Linked DNA regions of Homo sapiens: region 1 is linked to region 2. The links are chromatin loops, found by intact Hi-C in ENCODE. Cell type or tissue: breast epithelium. All regions are shown on one strand. Each heading gives the region's core, and the rest is flanking DNA. Links, peaks and the distances in the headings are about the cores only.

What was found. Hi-C counts contacts between places; a loop is a spot of excess contacts. Peaks named below come from ENCODE experiments on the same cell type or tissue, not always from the same donor. Only the 100,000 strongest peaks of a DNase experiment are listed, where the experiment ranks them.
Region 1: a loop joins it to region 2, with 25 times the contacts of the local background. A loop is called at or near these places in 7 of 110 quality-filtered maps.

What each region holds. Positions count from the first base shown.
Region 1 is chr12:89,364,436-89,374,533 of GRCh38, reverse strand. The region is part of intron 9 of POC1B-DUSP6 (POC1B-DUSP6 readthrough); the gene reads left to right. Among named protein-coding and RNA genes, the nearest start is that of DUSP6, 17 kb to the right of the region's middle. In breast epithelium, for the core only: no CTCF peak of the experiment used is centred there; a DNase peak (open chromatin) is centred at 5,901; H3K27ac peaks cover 546 bases.
Region 2 is chr12:89,286,585-89,296,682 of GRCh38, reverse strand. No RefSeq gene overlaps it. Among named protein-coding and RNA genes, the nearest start is that of DUSP6, 61 kb to the left of the region's middle. In breast epithelium, for the core only: no CTCF peak of the experiment used is centred there; no DNase peak of the experiment used is centred there.

The DNA of each region.
Region 1 (10,098 bases), core at 4,945-7,444, 77 kb before region 2:
TACTGGATAGAAATGCCTCAGAATCAATTTATCCTGCTTCACTAGTTTTATGCATTTTAGATTTAAGGAAACAACAGTTAGAATATTTTCAATGATGAAAAGAACTCCATTAGGCTGCCACAAATGTCAAAAGTTCCTGGCTATGCTAACACTTATGTAATTGTTCTGGAAACCCCACGCACCGGAATAGACCTACAACACCAGGCATGACTCACTGAATATTTCTAAGCACATACTCTCTCTAAAATGATCTCCAGTTGGGATTTATTTTTTCAAAGAAAAAAAGTAAAAGACAAAATATGGTACATCAAATCCCAAAGTTTTTTCTGTGATTTTTTTGGGAAAATACTGTTGCCTCACACAAGAGCATTAGAAGATGCTGCTGTTTTCATTAATAAAACAACCAGATGGGCAAGCATTAAAACAGGTTGAAACTTTGAAACTCTTCCTAAAAAAAAAAAAAAATAAGAAAAGAAAATAACATAGAGAACATGTGGGTTCTCAAATTTCCAAATGGCCTTCATTTCCTGTTGTGATTTTATTCCTAAGTTGGTTTTTTAAAACTTGTGGCTGGCAGCATATGACTAGTGTCCTAATCCCCTGAGCAATGTTAAGGAAAATTATACATGCCATAAAATGCTAATCAGCACAGGAAGGCCTGGGACCATACCACCAAGGCTCATTTGTAGCATATACTCCAACAGCTTTTACTGCATATCTTCTGTAAGTCTAAATGCTTGGGGGAAATTTACCAAAGTATATGGCATAACCTGTATCTCCAAAAGCTGATGTTGGATGCTAATTTCAATACCAAAGTAGCACATTTTTCTTTTTTTTTTTTTTTTTTTGAGACTGAGTCTCGCTCTATATAGCCCATGCTAGAGTGCAGTGGTGTGATCTCGGCTCACTACAACTTCTGCCTCCCGGGTTCAAGCAATTCTCATGCCTCAGCCTCCTGAGTAGCTGGAATTACAGGTGCCCACTACCATGCCTGGCTAATTTTTGTATTTTTAGTAAAGACGAGGTTTCACCATGTTCGCCAGGCTGGTCTCGAACTCCTGACCTCAGGTGAGTCACCTGCCTCAGCCTCCCAAAGGGCTGGGGTTACAGGCATGAGCCACTGCGCCCTGCCGTGCATTTTTCACTAGTAATATTCAGAATGGAGTTTAGGAATTCAGGCAATGGCGAGCCAAACCAGAAGTAGCAAGGCAGTTCTGCCAGGCAGTGAAACAGGACCTAGATAGCAATTTGTGTCTAGGCAGTAACAGGGGATCTCAGCACGTGGTTGTCATCAGTCTGTGTTCCACCTGCAGAAAGGAGAAGAAGGTGAACCCAGCAAGCAATAACCATAAGTGGATCAAGCAGCCTGGAGTGAGGCCCCAGGGCCAAGGAGGGGACTGAAGTTCTGGGAGGGACTGAAGTTCTAGGAAGGACTGATAAGGAAAGGCAAAATTCCAGTCTTAGAGAAACTTAGAGGCAGAATGTAGAAGAAAGAACAAAGGCCAAAGCCCAGTTATTTGAACTGGAATACAAGGTAGAGCCTGTGACAGGAATCAAGTGGAAACTTCACAGCTAGAAATAGAGCAGGAGCTCAGAACAGAACCCAGAGCCTAGCTGACCCGATACTGAGTGATATAAGCTACTTACATTTCCTCTAAGAGCAGACTTGGGCCCAGCACCTGGGGTAAGACTGAGCTGCAGGTGACTCTCTGTGGCCCCCACAGGGGGTCGAACCTAAATTCAAAGGAAGGCACCAGGCAGAATGGCCAAACACCACTCACACCAAAGTCCTCCTGGCTCCAAACCCTGTTTTTTGTTTGTTTGTTTGTTTCACAACTTTATCCCTTTTGGCAAGCTGTTCTTGTTATCTAGAATTCGCAAGCCCAAACTCCTCGGGCTACTCACTCTTCAAGATCTAGTTCAAAAAGCATCTTTTATGAGCAGCACTTCCTGGTTCCTCTGGGTTCCAGGAATGCTTTATACATGTCTCCATGATGTGTATACTACACCTTGCCTTCTCCTGCTTTAGTTCAGGTCTCTCTCCCTGCCTAGTCTTCAACCTTCTTGCCCAAAAAGCCTCAGCATCTCTTGAGCCCAGCATAGTGTCAGTATAGAATAGGACCTTGATAAATGTTTTATGATAAATAAATGAATGAAGTGACTGCGTGAACAAATGCTTAAGTGAAAATCATTTATTGAAAATTAATTTACTAAATGAAAATCCAGCAATCAATAAACAGGTTAATCAATATCATAGATTGAACATGGAATACAAAATAGCAACAGTAGCTAACATGTATCTATCACTAACTGTCCCAGGCCCTGTGCTCAGTCCTTTACATAGATTATCTTCTTTCATCTTCATAACCCAAGATATGAGTGCTATTTTAACACCCATTTTACAGATGAGACAATACAGGCAACATATTAGAATCTTTAAGAACTCTGTCTGATCTACTTAGCAATAAGATCCCTCACTTCTGGGGCCCTTCACTTGCCTCAAGGGATATAGTGGCTGTTAAGGGGTGGGGATAAGGATGCGATCAGACTTTGCTTATGTCTCATTCAATCTTATTGCCAGGTCCCATGCAATATTTGCCTTTCCCCTCCTGATGGGAGAGACCATACTAGAATGGGCCAGAGGCCTCTTCATTCTCCTGAGAGCTCTTTACCCTGCTAGCTTCAGGGTGTGAGATGCGGTACAAACTGAAGTGAAATTATAAGGAGTATTTGTAATCACCTGATATTTGCCTATCTATCTACCTCTTTCCAAAGACCACATGAAGTACTTCACGTATATTATCTTCTACTCCTCACTCCACCCTGTGAGGTAGTGTCTTTATCCCCTAAGCCCAGAGGTTTAGCAACTTGCCTAATGTACCAGAAGCTGGAAGCAGAGTCAGGATTTGAACTGAGTCCCATCCAACTCCAGTTTGATGCAATTCAACAAATACCCACCAAGCACCTCCTCATGGACATGGGGACATGGCCATAATCACCTTCACTGGCTATTGTTCAGGATCTCCTTTAAAAGCATGATTTTAGTGGCAGCTTTTTGGTCTGTTATTGGGAAAACGTCACAAAGATCCCATTCATTGGTGTAAAACCTTTGGCATCACTTAGCGACAGACACTGTCTGTGATGCTGGATAAGATGCACAGAGGCTCCAGTTGGAAAATCCAGAATCCTCCTGACTTCTGCTGTTCTCTGTCTTTCTTTCTCTTTAGCAACTCATATGCTCATGTTTACCTGTGGCCATTTTTGTTGACCTGTTCATGAAGGATGATAACCTGTGAAATGATGCACCAGCAGGAGAGAGACGGGCCCAGGGTCCGCACCCTGTGCTGTTTGCTTTGTGAAATTCCAGACTGTTTAATCTGCTCTATCTCATCCTAATAACTCCAGATTCCACTTTTCTTAATGACTTTCCCCTCCTTAAGTGCTTACAGAGTTATCTTTGAAGAAGGAGAAAAAGAATAGATGAATCATTTGCAGGAAACGGGGGGAGAGACATGTGGTTGGAATGGCAGATGGCTGAGCATGTGGGCACATAGCTGTCTCTGTTGTTCCTTCCACCACCCTGTGGGAACGAGTCCTTTGGAAGTGTACATTCATTCCAAGGTGGGGGCTGTGCCCACTTTCAGGTACTAACACGTAAATCCACATCCGCTCGGAGTCATCTTAGACATCCAAACTCCAGGCTCAAACCCAGACTGGACTATTTATTATCTCCTTGAAGTTTTGGCATTAGACCTTCTAAAGATAAAGTGATAAACTACTTTCAATTAGTGACAACAGAATTTCTTGTGCTGTCTCCTTTCTCCTGCAGGATATGAAGTATGTGAATATTCTTCATGTGCCACAGTGCAAGTTGCCTGACCTCCTAAGGGCCTAGCAAATGCCTAGAGGGAAGAGGGAGGAGGGAGAATGTACATTCAGATAAAAATACGGGTTAAGCAGGAAAACATTGATTGTTCTTGCTGGGGCTTTTTGTGGCGAGGGCGTGGAAAGGACATAAAGATACTACAACCTCAGGGACAAGTGCTCATGTATAGTTCCTCAAAGTTAACTTCCTGCTCAATGTATGGAGATGACACTAATTCTGGTCATTTCACTTAAATAACTGAAGTGAGTTTCTAGAATCCAAGAGTACATAAAGTTTGAAAGACTATGACTTTTCCAGAAGGCTTCATTTAGCCCTTCTGTTACTTCTATGCAAATTTCCAAATGTCATCTGGATGTATACGCTAGGATAACCATTTGTTATTATTTTATTTTTAGATATATGACGCTTGTTTTATCAAGAGTCTCTTTCATTGATTTTTTTGTTTCCACTTCCATCACCACCATCTGCGCCCCCTCCCTTAGACCTATACCACAGCACATTAATGTGCAGAAAAATTAGAATTTGTCATATTTTCTCCACCAGCAGCCAGGGCAGCTGCAGGTGAAGGCGGGACGGAGCCCACCTGTCTTTGCTACCTGAACGCACCACCCTCTGGCCTCGGGGGGCTCCAGTGTGCCATGCCCAGCCGAAACACAGAGCTGCCCAGGCCTTCTGGAAGCTTCTGGTCTGAGGGAGGTGTCTCCGAGGATCCTTTTGCCTGCTGACTTCAATGATCCTGTATTAAGCTGTCAACTTTAACAGTCTGCACAGTTTCCAAAGCTTTACTACTCTTAGAGGACACATGCCTTAAAAAAGGAGGGGAGGAACCACGCTGCCACTAAAGCAGCCTGAAGTGCCTTAACTTGTGGAACCAACACTAATCAACCCTAAGTGCGCTACTGAAGGGAACTGCCTTCCCCGCTTCTGGGGGAGACTTACAGAGCGTGGAAGGAGGGCATTCTCTGTCAATGATGCACTAACCTCCCAATCTGATTTCCCTGAATCAGAGGGAAGGTGAGGGAGTGGGGAGGGGGATAGAGAGCTTGAGGGGACACTGTGTTTGAGCTGGAGTGCTGCGGGCAGCCTTTCTCATGGAATGACATGGATCAACTTTTTTCTTTGTTTCATCTTTTAAGTGTACGTGCTTGCCTGTTCATGTGTTCATAAACTCAATCAATCATAGTTTCCTGAGCAATAAAAAGCAAAGGGAAAAAGGAAAAAAACAAACAAAAAAAAGAATTTGTCATATTTTCCTTAGTGCAATAGGTGTTTTGGTAAAATATGCATCTGGAAATTGAGATTCGTGTTTTAGCACATATTATTATACATCACTTGGAAACAAAGCCTTGTGGTTAAGAGCATTTTTTATTAATGAACACTCGTTAAAAATCAGCTTTAATAATAAACATCATCTGGTTAAGCATAAGGTCAGTCCAGAAATGGATCTGAGTAATCATGAAAATATTTCAGTAATCATAAATCTTAATAATAGAATTTCCACCTCCATACCTATTATGATTCGGTGACTCTTTTACTGAAAGTCATTCATATCTCCACAAAAACACCAATTCATGGATTTGCTAAAAGACTTGAAAATTATTCTTTATAATTTTAAGTCATGACTATACTAGAACAATTTTTGTGTCTCTCAAGATTCTTCACCTGACCCCCAAGCCTTAGCCTCTTCCTGAATGGACATCCGTGGGCCTGCTGTCTCAGCCTCCTGCGGAAGAAGCTGGGGCTTTGGGAAGATCACATCTCACCTGTTGCAACAGGAACCTCAGTGGCTACAGACATGGGTCTCACCTGATGGGACTCTGTACCTCATACCTTAATGGCTGCTCTCCTCCCACCTCTTCCAGGCAGTTTAGTGGGATGTGGAATCTGGCTTACCCAACGGCTCCCTTAAATCAGAGTTAAATTTTGAATCAAGGGACTAGAGGTCAAGAAGATAAATTCCTCTTTCTCCCCCCATTGCTCCTCCCACTGCCCTCCCCACCTGATGGACTGTTTCAAGGTGACATGCAGGACCCAGCAACAGGCTTTGTTCTTTGTGAAGTTATGTCCAGCTCCTTAACACACCGTCTAGTATTTGCATTCCTTCCTTTCCTGCCTCACCTTTTTCTCATTCCCTTTTATAGCCCTGAAATTGCACCACCCAACATAGACTTAGCAAGTAATCTTTGCCTCAGGTTTTATGTTCTAGAGAATTTGGCAAAGACGATGAGTTAAAAAAAAAATCTCGTTATATCTTCAATTTGGCCTACAAATTTGGCCTTGAATCTATTTTCTTCTAAATAAGAAGGAAGAATGGAGTTCCATAATTCCCCTTAAGATTAACAAGAGTTGCTCCAATGAAGTATGTATGGGTTGAGAATATGTTCTCTAAACCTCATTTAACTTTCTTGTGAGTTTAATCTCACCACAATATGATTGGATGCTAGAAGTTATTTTTCTGGATTGGTTGCTTCTGCCCAGTTTGATATGGTAGCTTTTCCTATATACATCCAACCTACAGGTATTTGCATACCTACTTCCTGATCTCCATCTTGTTATTGTTGTTGCTATCCTCTGTCATCTTTGAGTCCTTACCACCCATTTTATTTTCAGTGAATTCCAGATATATACCTGAGATAAAGCCAGTTCAAATAAATATTCAAAATCCCTTTGATTCAGGATATTCTGTTTTGTGTAAAATATGTATCACTTAATCAGCTGCTAAAGAATATCAGCTGCCAAAAGCAATATGATATTTGGGGATTGCAAACAGACACTTTTAAACTATCCCCATTCTGAAAAAGAAAGAAGCAAGGGACTTTTACGCTTTTTTATTTAATGGGCAAGATAATAAGATAATTCCTCCTCCTCCTTCTAGTCCTCCTCCTCCTCCCCCTCTGCCTCTTCCTTCTCTTCTTCTCCTTCTCCTCCTCCTCCTCCTCCTCCTCCTTCTCATCCTCCTCCTCCTCCTCCTCTCCCTTCTTCTTCTTCTTTAAGAGACAGGGTTGGCTGGGTATGGTGGCTCATGCCTGTAATCCCAGCACTTTGGTAGGCCGAGGCAGGTGGATCAATTGAGGTCAGGTTTTCGAGACCAGCCTGGCCACTATGGTGAAACACTGTCTCCATTAAAAAAATATATATATATTAGCCAGGCGTGCTACTCGGGAGGTTGAGGTAGGAGAATCACTTGAAACTAGGAGGCAGAGGTTGCAGTGATCCAAGATTTCGCCACTGCCCTCCAGCCTGGGTGACAGAGTGAGACCCTGTCTCAAAAAAAAAAGGGTCTCGCTCTGTCTCCCAGGCTAGAGTGCAGTGACCTGATAATAGCTCACTGTAACCTCAAACTCCTGGGCTCAAGTGATCCTCCCACTTCAGCCTCTTGAGTAGCTAGGAATACAGGTGCCTGCAACACCTGGCTAATTTTTTTAGTTTTATTTTTGTAGAGATGGGGTCTCACTATGTTGCCCAGGCTGGTCTTGAACTCTGGGTGTCAAGTGATCCTCCCACCTTGGCCTCCCAAAGCACTGGGATTACAGGTGTGAGCCACTACACCTAGCCCAGGCAAGATAGCATCTTCCTATGGAGGGGTTGGGATAAGGATAAAGGCTTTTGAATATTTAATAGTATCACTCTCTCTCCTCTGCTCATGCAGAAGGCAGGGAATGTGGTGCTAGATGAGTATATTAACGCTGCTATTTAATGAGTTAAAATTTATCAGAGAGTTTGTATAAATAATCTATTGCTAAAACAGAGCTTCAGACAAGCAACTCTCCTGGGGTTCAAATAAAACAAATAAAACCCAGGACTCTTTGACCCTGACTGGGCCTAAGGAGTGAGGACAGTTCCCATTAAAATTTGAGATTAAAACTAGTTGAGAAGGAAAAGTCAGGCATCAATGAATTATGTTTCAAACTGTGCGTTAGGATTATTAAGTGGCTCCACTTTTTTTTTATTTGGACTAATGATTGACAAATGGTATTTGAGTTCAGAGGCTAAAATGAACTTAACATTATGGTTGCAAAATAAGGTATAAAAATAAAATAGGATCAACAATCTACTCAAAAAATGAGTAAAGGATATGAATAGACAGTTCACAGAAAAAAATTCAAACAGCCTTTAAACATACAAAAACACGCTCAAATTGACTCTTAAGAGAAAGGCAAATTAAAGTTACCATGAGATACCAATATTCATCTCTCAGAGTGGCAAAGGTTTGAGAACACATTGTGTCAGCTAAAGTATGGGGAAATACATTACTGGTGGGAATGCAAATTAGTGCGATCTCTGAAGGGGGCATTTGGGCAATAATTATCAAAATTATAAACTCATATACTCTGACCAAACAATTCCATATTTAAGAATTTACCCTACAGATATATTCACCACAAGGTGGATGAGTGTATAAAACATAATCATTGCAGTCATTGCTTGCAATAGCAAAAAGATTACGAACAACCTCAATATCTATCGATAGGATGGCTGACTAAATAAATTATGCTATGTCCATGCAATAGAATACTATGTAGTCATTAAAAACGAGTCTGCTACAATTGCATACCAATAACACCAATAATAAATGCATATCCTTGTACATGCATAGACTCCCCCTGAGAAGATACACAAAATGCTAGTCAAAAGTGGTTGGTGCCAGGGAGAGGAACTGGGTGGCCAGGAGAGACTGACTTACTGTATGCCATATCCTTCCTTTTATATTTTGTTCCATTCACAAATATCACCTGTCCAAAAATAAATCAACAATGGCTTATTTTTAAGAGAAAAAAAGTACAATATGTGCAGACATTTTAAAAGAGGCTTTCATCTAATTTGTAAGTAAACTATGCTGTGTAGTTCCAAGTCACTTGGCAACAGCACAGACTTTTAAAAATGTATGCAAATAAGTCAACTTTAAAGACTAAATCAGAAATTAGAATTATCAAATGGCTGCCCACATTACTTTATTAATAAATGAATAAATCTTCATTCATTTCCCTTTATAACTGACACTTTCTTGTCAGCATAGCCATGGTTTGTTTCTAGTTGTTTTCCTTGAGCTCTTTGCAGTAAAGGAATCTAACAAGTAAATGAAAGAGTGCATGCAAAAGCAGGCTGTGATGTTGTGAGATTTAAACTGTCCTTAAAATAAGAACTAATTTGTGTAAGGATTTAAAGGCTATTCTTCTGTACTTTGTAGTCTCCTAATTGCTTTGTGACAAATTTTGCCAGTAAGTTTTCCAAGAAATGCATGTTAAGAGTGAACAAATGAATCAGAATAATTTACTGTACTAGAGAAAACATTTCCATTTGAAAGAGCTAATCATTCATTACTTACGTAAATGTACTTTAGAAAGGAGCATAAATTATCTTCTCCTTACGTATTCCTGATAGGTCTCCTTATTATATCACTCAATAACCATTTGATTTTCATATATAAAATGAAGTACTTTGGGTTTCCTCATTGTAAGTTCAAATCACCCCATTCCAGTTGGAAGGACTCCATCAGTCATTGAACACGACCATCCTTTTGAATCTTGAAAGTTGATACTGTTCTAAAAAAGCACTGAATGCTACCCTCCTAACTTCTTCATTAGGTCACAGTCCTATCTGTTAGCTTCTTGAGGGCAGTGTCTCTTCATTATTTATCTTTTTATCCCTTGGAATATCTTATACCAACTCAGCAAATATAGAGAGCACAGATTTTTTTTCAAAGGTAGAAGACACAGTCATTTTGGCAAAACTTAAAGCAGTTTATGTCTGTCACACACCCTGCGGTAGATATCAATGATGCTTTTCCAAAAACAAGAAAGAATTCTGATGTGGTCCAGGGTGCTGAAATGGAGACCTAGTATGGGAAGGGGCCCAGCAGCAGATGGAAAAGGTATGACTACGTGCCTCTTGCTACAAGGGCAGACTCCAAACCCCAAAGGGCAAAACACAGCTTGAAAGCATGTAGATGATGGTATAACTCCTTCAAATATGGCCCTCCCCAGCCCCATTTCAGCAATAGGAATAATAAGAATATCATTCCTTACACTTTTGTTTGTAATGGAAAACAATGGGAAAATGGGCCTTTCTTTACAAAATCTCATATTATAGAACACTGTTTGTAACCAAATAGGCTGCAATGGCATTCTCATCCTGAAGGCAATGGGCCCTTAGATTGGAAATGCCACTTCCTGGGTGGTGAGTACTTGGAATTTCTGCAGAAGCTTCCCTCC
Region 2 (10,098 bases), core at 4,174-6,673:
TAGAACTTTTTATGCCTTAGAACTTGTCCTCATTACACTATTACTAGAATAAAAATTTCCCTGTGTTCCTGACTTCTGACTTTTGATTTCTTACTCTCCATTCTCTATACTTTTTGAAGGAGTGACAGTTTTCAAAACTTATTCATACTGCTACTTTTTACACTTGATCTTAGCCAAAAGGCCGAGAAGTGATTCATATTGCTACTTTTTAAAAAGCACTACAAAGTAAGTTGCTTGGATATTTGAAATCCTAGCTACTTAAAGTCAACAAAATGATCAGTGTTTGTTGAAGAGATGAACTGGACATGTTTATGCGTACAAACATACAGCTAGAAAAGCCTAGTGTTGAAGATACATTATTGAAAAATACTGTCACATTTGACTTTCCTGTACCATGAAAAAATTTAATTTCTTTTAATTTCAAAATAGTTATATTAATGTTGATTTTGTTAATTTTTTGGGGGGGGGGGGTACAGAGTCTCGCTCTGTCACCAGGCTGGAGTGCAGTGGCACGATCTTGGCTCACTGCAACCTCTGCCTCCTGGGTTCAAGCGATTCTCCTCCCTCAGCCTCCCGAGTAGCTGGGACTACAGGTGCATGCCACCACAGCCAGCTAATTTTTGTACTTTTAGTAGAGACGGGGTTTCACCATGTGGGCCAGAATGGTCTTGATCTCTTGACCTCGTGATCCGCCCGCTTTGGCCTCCCAAAGTGCTGGGATTACAGGCGTGAGCCACCATGCCTGGCCGACTTTGTTAATTTTAAAAAGGTTATACTATTGTTAGATTGGTACTCCTTAGTAACCTTAAAATAACAGACCATAGCATATTACTGGAATAAAAAGAGCAAACTGATAAAGGGACAAGTTTGGGCTTCATACCTCTTTTGGATTTTTGAAAATAACAGCTGGTGGAGAAAAAAATTTATAAAAATTTTTAACAGTTCTCTTTTAAGATTTTTATCAGAAATAACTATAGACAGGATTTATGCCAAATAGAAAGATATCCTACTAATTGACAGACACATTAAAATTAAAAATAAAAACTAAATAGTGAATATAATTGACTGATTGTCCTCCTAGGACTAGTAATGCATTTTTGTTTTAGTTATAATCAATAGATATGGATGAGGCTCTACCAAATGCCATTCACAGTACAGCAGCCTGAGTACCTTTTAAAACAATGTAATTCAAATCAGTTCTACAATGACTGCCAACTGCATTTAGAAACAAATACCCAATCATCCAATCATTTCGTGACTCTCAAGAACCTACATAACCCATATAATTCAACCCCACTCTCCCTCTTCCCTCCTTCATTGGATGACAGCCCTTTCCGGCTTTCTTTGTATTCCTTCAATATACCAAGATTGTTCCCATTGCACATTTTTGCATTTGTTGATCCATTTGCCTGGAAGTTCTTGTCCCCAGTTTTTCTCTTGACTGACCTTATTTTTGTCATTCAGGTTACAACTTAAGCTACTCAATGAGACCTTATCTCACAAACAGTCTAAATTAACTTCCCCTCATCTCTGCTGCCCCTTGTTCAATCCCATTACATCAACTTATTTAATTTTCTTCATAGCATGGATCTTTATCTGAAATTATGCTATTTATTTGTTTACTTGACTGTACTCTTTCCTCTTTTAGTAAATAGGGATCTATTTTCCAGTGCCTAGTACAGTGCCTGTTACATAGTAGGTCTTGAAAATAATGGTTGATGAACTCTCAAACATGATATCTAAAAGGTTGTGGCAAACTGTATTGCTTAATTTAATATTCTATTGCCTAGATCAGCAAATTTAATGTTAGAGAAAATTCATTGGAGTGAGATTCCCCACAGAGAGATAATTCTGGCCTATAAGGTATTAAATATCTAACTTTAAATGAGGACCAATCTTTGCAACTTGCTTGGAAAAAAATATGAACACAGACACACACACACACACACAAAATTCATATGGAAAATGAGATCATTCATATTCTCTTAAGAAGAAATATTGAGGTAATTCTTTCATAAAAATAGTATCTGAACAGCATTTACCCTCTGTCAAGCACTCAGTATATACATAGATATATATATATACATTTTTTGTTTTTTTGAGATGGAGTGTTGCTCTTGCTGCCCAGGCTGGAGTGCAATGGCACTATCTCAACTCACCGTAACCTCCACCTCCTGGGTTCAAGCAATTCTCCTGCCTCAGCCTCCCAAGTAGCTGGGATTACAGGCATGCACCACCACGCCCAGCTAATTTTGTATTTTTAATAGAGATGGAGTTTCTCCATGTTGGTCAGGCTGGTCTTGAACTCCCGACCTCAGGTGATCCGCCCGCCTCGGCCTCCCAAAGTTTACACGATTACAGGCATGAGCCACCATGCCCGGCCGCACTCAGTATATATTTTAATTAATTTTAAGTAACAACCTTTCTATTTAAATAGGCAAAATACATCCCCTAATTCTTGCCCTCAAATGGCGTACACACATAAACATACTTTTTCAGGATTGGGATGACGGAGAAGAAAAATACTAATACTAAGACTGTAATGAACTTTCCAGTTACCATGGCTACCTTTAATTAAAGTCTATATATGGGAGCCCCTACTCTAGCTAAAAATGTGTAATGATGCTCATCTTGCATAGTATTGGTATTAATAATTAAATCCATTTATGATTTCAGTATTGCAATACAAATCTACCACTGTCTATCTAGTGAGCTGTAGTCTTCACTGTTGTAGGCAAAATTCTAAGACGGCCTCCAAGATTCCTGCCCCTTGGGGTATTTATCTTGTATAACCCTCTACTCTTGCTTATGGGCAGGACTGTGAATATGATGGATTTCACTCTGTGATTAGGTTACGTTATATAGGAAAGGTGAAGAGTTTTTGCAAATGGAATATAGGTCCCATATTAATTGGTTAAGTTGCTTAAAGAAAGGAGATTATTCTGGGTCAGCCTGACAGAATCAGATGGACAGCTCAGCTCTGCATGGAGGAGCCCATGACATGCACATGGCCCAGTTTTGCACCAAACATTTCAGGGACATGGCTAGTACACACATTTCATCATTTTAATTTCACTATAGGTACATGCTATTAGTGAAGTAAATCCTTCCAGAAAAATAAAGAACTTTTTTTTTTTCCCCAAGACAGAGTCTCACTCTGTTGCCCAGGCTGGAGTGCAGTGGCACAATCTCAGCTCACTGCAACCTTCACGTCTTAGGTTCCACTGATTGTACCTCAGTCTCCCAAGTAGCTGGGATTACAGGCACATGCCAGTATGCCCAGCTAATTTTTGTATTTCTAGTACAGAAGTGGCTTTACCCTGTTGGCCAGGCTGGTCTCAAACGTCCTGCAGAGATCCACCCACCTCAGCCTCCCAAAGTGCTGGGATTACAGGCATGAGCCACCACACCCAGCTGAACTTTTTGTAATTTAATAATTCCTTGCTAATTTTGCTCTTCTTCATTATATTTTTGAATGTAATATTACTTCCAAACAGTTCCTTCAGTTCTTTGTATCAGTCATAATCTGTCAGTGTCCTTCACACACAGCAAAGCCTTAATAAACCTTATGTGACAAGAACAATATGACATGGCTTCACAGACCCAGTGCCTGCAAAATTGTACAGTAGGCCACAATTAATTATGCTGAAGATAATTGTGAATATTTTTGGACTGGTAAATGTTTGGAAAGGCAAGATTCTTGAAACTGTCAAGCTGATATATTCACATATTTGTGCAAGAGACAGCAGGAGGCGGATACAGTGCTAGCCATTAGGATGTGTTATGTTTAAAAGGAACATTAATTCTATTGTTTTTGGTTTAAAAGCAAACTATATCCACATTGCATGCTGCGATTCCATCCAATGCTCCACAACACCCGCTTTCATTAAGTACTTTATTAACTTCTATTCATCCCTTTCTCAAGCCATGGGCTCACTCCACAGCCTTCTCCCAGTTGTTCCTTTCTTTAAGAAGGGGCTCATTTCCCTTCGTTATGAGTGTTTTCTTTGTTGGTTCCTAATTATTTTACTGCATTAGTCTAAGCTGTTAGCAAAGTAGCTCTAAGAACAGACTTAATGAGAGTGACAGATTTTGACTTTCATATAAAATTATAAACCTGTGTCCATGGAAACAGAAGGAAAAGCAAAACCTGAGATTCCCTTCCTTTTTATCTCGCTGTGTGGCACAATGAAAAATAACCACAGTGACAACAGCAGAATTACTTGTTGCAGCAAATCCAATATTACAAGTGTTGGGAAGGCACAGTCCTACGACCTATGGATTTTTGTCGAATACTAGAGGGGCAAATTCAAACATGTTTCAGATACTATAAATCTCAGTATGTGATTCTAATCTATTATAACCTGAAAGCATTAGAATGTTAGATTGTAATAAATATTTGTTTGGATACAATTACTATACCATCACCTTGGGTTAAGGCTTTAACATACGAATTTTGCAGAGGACACAAACATTCAGTCCGTAACAACTTTCTGGTTTATTTTTTTGTATACAGTTGTAATGGCCATGAAAATTTGCCATTGACATTCTCAAGCGAACTGCTGTGGGGAGCAGAGCTGACCGAGAGTCTCAGCCACCCTTCCTTAGAATTCAGACTTTTGATGGCTGTCCCCAGCCAATAGCTGCATATTGGTGGGATCTGAGGCTTTACAACAAATTTTGGCCCAGCAACTCCTTGTCCATCTGGCTGAAAGTTTCATAGCACTGCCCTGCAGACTGAGACACTTCCTCTCCAATTCTCTTTTTTGTCCCCTTCTTTCCACAGCAGTCACACATACATCTTACACTTGGGCCTCTCCCTGGCTACTCCTGATCCCTCTTCTTTCTCCTTCTTCAGCATTTCCCCCAGCAGATATCTTGCATATCTAATCACCTGTTTTTTTTTCCTTCGTTACACGGATATGTTGTGTGGTGGTAGCATTTGTGCATCCAGTGTACCCATCATCCAAATAGTGAACATTGTACCCAATGAGTAATTTTTAAGCCCTCACCCCCCTTTTGGAGTCCCCAGTGTCTGTTATATCCCTCAGCATGTCCATAATCACATCTTGAGGACTGCTTCTCAGAGAATCTCAACTGGCACAACTGCCTTTTTCCAAAAAAAAAAAAAAAAAAAAAGTAAAATAATTTACACGGAAGCCAGTAATGTATCAAGCCATTTAAAATAGGCACTGAAAATTAGGAAATGGGAAAATAAAGAATGCAGAATTGAGCCCAAAGAGGGCTGATTAATTTGCAGAATGAATATCATGTATGGGTCACATATCTGGCTCTAAGAATAAAATGTATCTGCCAAAGGAAAGTGAAAACATATGAATAAGATGGTTTCTGTTTTTGCAGTTTAGAATAATAAGTAATAACCTAAGGACCAGAAGATATTGGGAAATGAAAAATCTCTTACCTCCAAAGCAATTTTGACATGTTTTGATTATCTGTGTTAGTGTCTTATAGGAGTGGTATGGATATAGTCAGCTCATAATAATTTTTAAAAAATCAATTTCATTTTGCTTTGGGTACAATATGTATAACCTATATTGTATTAATACGTAATATATTTTATAGCAAATTTTCCTTTAAAATATTTTTCTTAGGTTAATATTATTATAACATTAGTTGGTTTATACCCTAAATTTTAGGGTGGATAACAGTAATAGAAAGAGATTCATTCTGGAATTAAAATATGGATCATTAACAGTATAAGCCTTTATATATATATATATATATATATATATATATATATATATTTATTTATTTATTTATTTTTTTTAAGATGGAGTCTCGCTCTGTCACCAGGTTGGAGTACAGTGGCACCATCTCAGCTCACTGCAACCTCTGCCTCCCAGGTTCAAGCAATTCTTCTGCCTCAGTCTCCTGAGTAGCTGGAACTACAGGCACATGCTGCCACACCCGGCTAATTTTTTTTTTTTTTTGTATTTTAGTAGAGACGGGGTTTCACCATGTTGCCAGGCTGGTCTCGAACTCCTGAGCTCAGGCAATCCACCCGCCTTGGCCTCCCAAAGTGCTAGGATTGCCGGCGTGAGCCACTGCGCCCTGGCTGCTTTATAATATTAATTAATCAGAAGTATATTGCCAGGTGCAGTGGGTCATGCCTGTAATCTCAGCACTTTGGGAAGCTGAGACGGGTGGATTACTTGAAGTCAGGAGTTTGAGATCAGCCTGGCCAACAAGCTGAAACCCCATTCCTACTAAAAATACAAAAATTAGCTGGGTGTGGTGGCGGGCGCCAGTAATTCCAGCTACTCAGGCGGCTGAGGCAGGAGAATCGCTTGAACCCGGGAGGTGGAGGTTGCAGTGAGTGGAGATTATGGCACTACACTCCAGCCCTGGCAACAGAGTGAGACTCTCTCAAAAAAGAAAAAAATAAATAAAAGTATGTAGTATGTTGTTTGCTTGCAGGCCCGTTGTGTTCTCATAGTCAAAGTGGTTTGTGTCATCTCAATCCAATCTCAGACTAAAATCTCTATCTGAATAATACTAAAGTACATTCAACAGTCATAAAAATATGTTACACATTTATTTTACTCATATACAATATTATATTCCACTCCGATGACTACCTTTTTATGTCATTTCTTGTGGAAAAGTAACTTTCTGCCAGAAAAGAATCTGGTGTTGGAGTAGACACTAAGTTGAGCCTAAGTCAACTGCAGTTTTATTGAAAAAGGCCAAACATGACACAGGGATATATTACCATTCTTGCAGAACTCTGTATGGATAAAACAGCAGTATAATGCTGATGTACTGCAGAGGCTGATTCATGGTGGTTAAATGCAGAACTCTGCAGTTAATAAATGTTAGCAATCATCATATCACCATCCTAACTGTTTTCTATCAACCATTATCTTTTCTTTTCTTTTCTGTTTCTTTTTCTTTTTTTTTTTTTTTTTTTGAGATGGAGTCTTGCTCTGTCACCCAGGCTGGAGTGCAGTGGCACGATCTTGGCTCACTGCAAGCTCTGCCTCCTGGTCAACCACTATCTTTTAAACCTTTTGTAGGGGAACATAATTCAGGAAGTTTGAGCCAATCACTTTGAGGGAGAAGGCAATCAAATTCAATTTACAGTTATTACTGTTGTCCCTCCAATACTTATTAAATTTAGTAGAGCTTTGATGGCTGCTTTCTTTTTCTTATCTCCATTTAAAAATTATTAGCTCATTATTGTATATAATCTTTACTTTTTAGCACCAAACACTGTTTGAAGTCTGAATTGGGAAGTCTACTGATATTATGTGATGACTTGAATTAGTCAGATTTGGTGCTAGTCAGATCATTTTGATAATAGGTCAAATTCTCAGCTGTACAATTTAGAGAGAATCTAGGAGTAATTCAGGAGAAAAGCAAAGTTCACTAAAGTGTTAATATGGCTTTAAAAATTCAGGGTATAATTTACATACTGTGATGATTAATTTATGTCAACTTCACTGGGTTAAGCAATACCTGGATCACTTGTAAAACATTGTTTCTGAGTGTGTATGTGGGGGTGTTTCTGGAAGAGATGAATATTTGAATGAGTGGACTGAATAAAGCAGATGGCCTTTGCCAATGCAGGTGAGCATCATAAAATCTGTTGAGAGCCTGAAAGCAACAAAATAGTGAAGAAAGGGTGAATTTACTCTCATTTGGAGCTCAAACATCCATCTTCTGTCCTTGGACATTGGAGATCCTGGTTTTCAGGCCTTTGGGCTCTGGGACTTATACCATTCCCCACCCATCGCCTATTGGCTTTCCTGATTCTCCAGCTTGCAAATGGCAGTTTGGGGACTTTTGACCTCCATAATCGTAGGAGCAAATTCCCATAGTAAATCTTAATACGTGTGTGTGTGTGTGTGTGTGTGTGTGTGTGTATGTGTATGTATCCTATGTGAATGATAATATATATGTATATACCTTATTGGTTCTCTTTCTCTGGAGAATCCTGACAAACACACATACATTAATATGAATAGATCTTAAGTTGTATGAATTTTAGAGCATGAACACACTCAGGTAATCAATATCCAGTTTAAGAGATACTGCATTATCAGGAACCCAGAAACCTCCTTCATGCTCTGTCCCAGCCATTAAGTTCTCCCCCAGAAGTTACCAATACTCTTTTTATCATCAGACTATTTTTGTGAGTTTTTGAAGCTATTCTTTCTATAGTGCTCTTTTTTGTAATGGTTTCTCTCATTCAACATTATAGTTGTAGGCCGGGCTTGGTGGCTCACACCTGTAATCCCAGCACTTTGGGAGGCAGAGGCGGGCGGATCATGAGGTCAGGAGATTGAGACCATCCTGGCTAACACGGTGAAACCCCGTCTCTACTAAAAATATAAAAAATTAGCCGGGCGTGGTAGCAGGCACCTGTAGTCCCAGCTACTCAGGAGGCTGAGGCAGGAGAATGGCGTGAACCCGGGAGGCGGAGCTTGCAGTGAGCCGAGATCGTGCCACTGCACTCCAGCCTGGGCAACAGAGCGAGACTCCGTGTCAAACAAAACAAAATAAAACAAAAAACATTATAGTTGTAGTTGTGAGAGTCATCCCTGTGATGTGCAACAGCAATTTCATGTGTAGCAGTAATTTCCCTTATTTTAATTTTTATAGAGTATTCATTATATGATGTATTTATCCCTTCTACTGACAGACAATTGGGCTGTTTCCAGGTTTTGATTATTATGAATAATGCTGCTACAAGCATTCTTCTACATGTTTCTTGTGCATGTATGTGTGCACTTGTGTTGAGTGTCTATATGAGCAGAATTCTGTGTCATGGAGTGTGTGTGTGTGTGTGTGTATATATATATATATATTTGGCTTTAATAGATACAGCTAGAGAAGTTTCCAAAGTAGTTGTACCAACTTGCATGACAACCAGAAGTGTATGGACATTCTGGTTACTCTATATGCTTGTAAACGTTTGATGTTACTTCTTACCCTTTGCTCAGATTCAGCACATACCTTGTTATCATCTAACATATTCATAAAGGCAGATGAAGGAGGCAATCAAATTCAATCTACAGCCATTACAGAGAGTGTGGAGATAGAAAAGATGGAAAATAAATATTAAAAAGTTTAGGAAGAGAAGAAGATAAAAAATGAAGCATAGGAAAGAAGGAAAAGATTGAGTTAAGGAGAGAGTTCTGCATTTTTATCACTCGTGAAGAAGCAAAGTAAAATTCAATCCCTTTGAAAGAAAATTTCTTCCACCTGATTTGAAACTTTGATTTCTTGAGGTATAAAGATGGGATGAAGGGGCAAAGGTAAGTAAAATAAAAACAGTAAGAAAATATAGAAGAAAATTAATAGGGCTTCTCCAAGTAAGACCTAAATGTTATTGGAAGAGTCTATAAAACAAGTAGTAAGTTAGCATTAAGTATTTTGTAGTCTGTGCTCTTGTGTATCTTCATTGTCTGCTACTTCTGTCAAAGGCATATACACAACATCTTCACACAATATTTTTGATATTAAAAAATTGGAGATTTAAAGAGAAAAAAGGAAAGTGAAGTCATATTCCTTCCTGTTCTTTCCTTTGTTTTTTCTTTTTAAACCTCACACATCTTCTCCCTGGGGAGTTGCATGGGGGTGACAGAGTGATTCACCATCTATAAAATATCCCAATGACTTGAGCGAAGTCTCTGATATGAGGTGACATAGTCGCCCCTGAGAAGATAATGCTGTAATGGTGAAGAGGTGATGGTAGATATTTTCTGGGCAAATGACTGTTGTTGATTTGTCCACCTAATCGCTTAGTTTTGAAGAAAGAAAAATCTTCTAGTTTAATGGCTGTATGAAAGGAAATTCCCAAGAGGTTAAAACCCTCCACATATTTAAATCTTTTTGCCTACCTGGGTAATTTCTGTGTAGTAATACTAGCTTCAGTAAAAGCCGCTTGGGAGACAGACACCACTGAACATGGAGGAACTGTGTCTCTTTGGGTTTGCTTGCTAATTCTGCCTCCCCACCTCCCCTCTCCACTAGCCATCTGGAAGAAGGGAACAGGCTTCGAGTTAAATTTGGAGATTTATGAGGCATGGGACGTGTGGTTGCTCTATTCATTTGAATTGAAAATTTGATCCA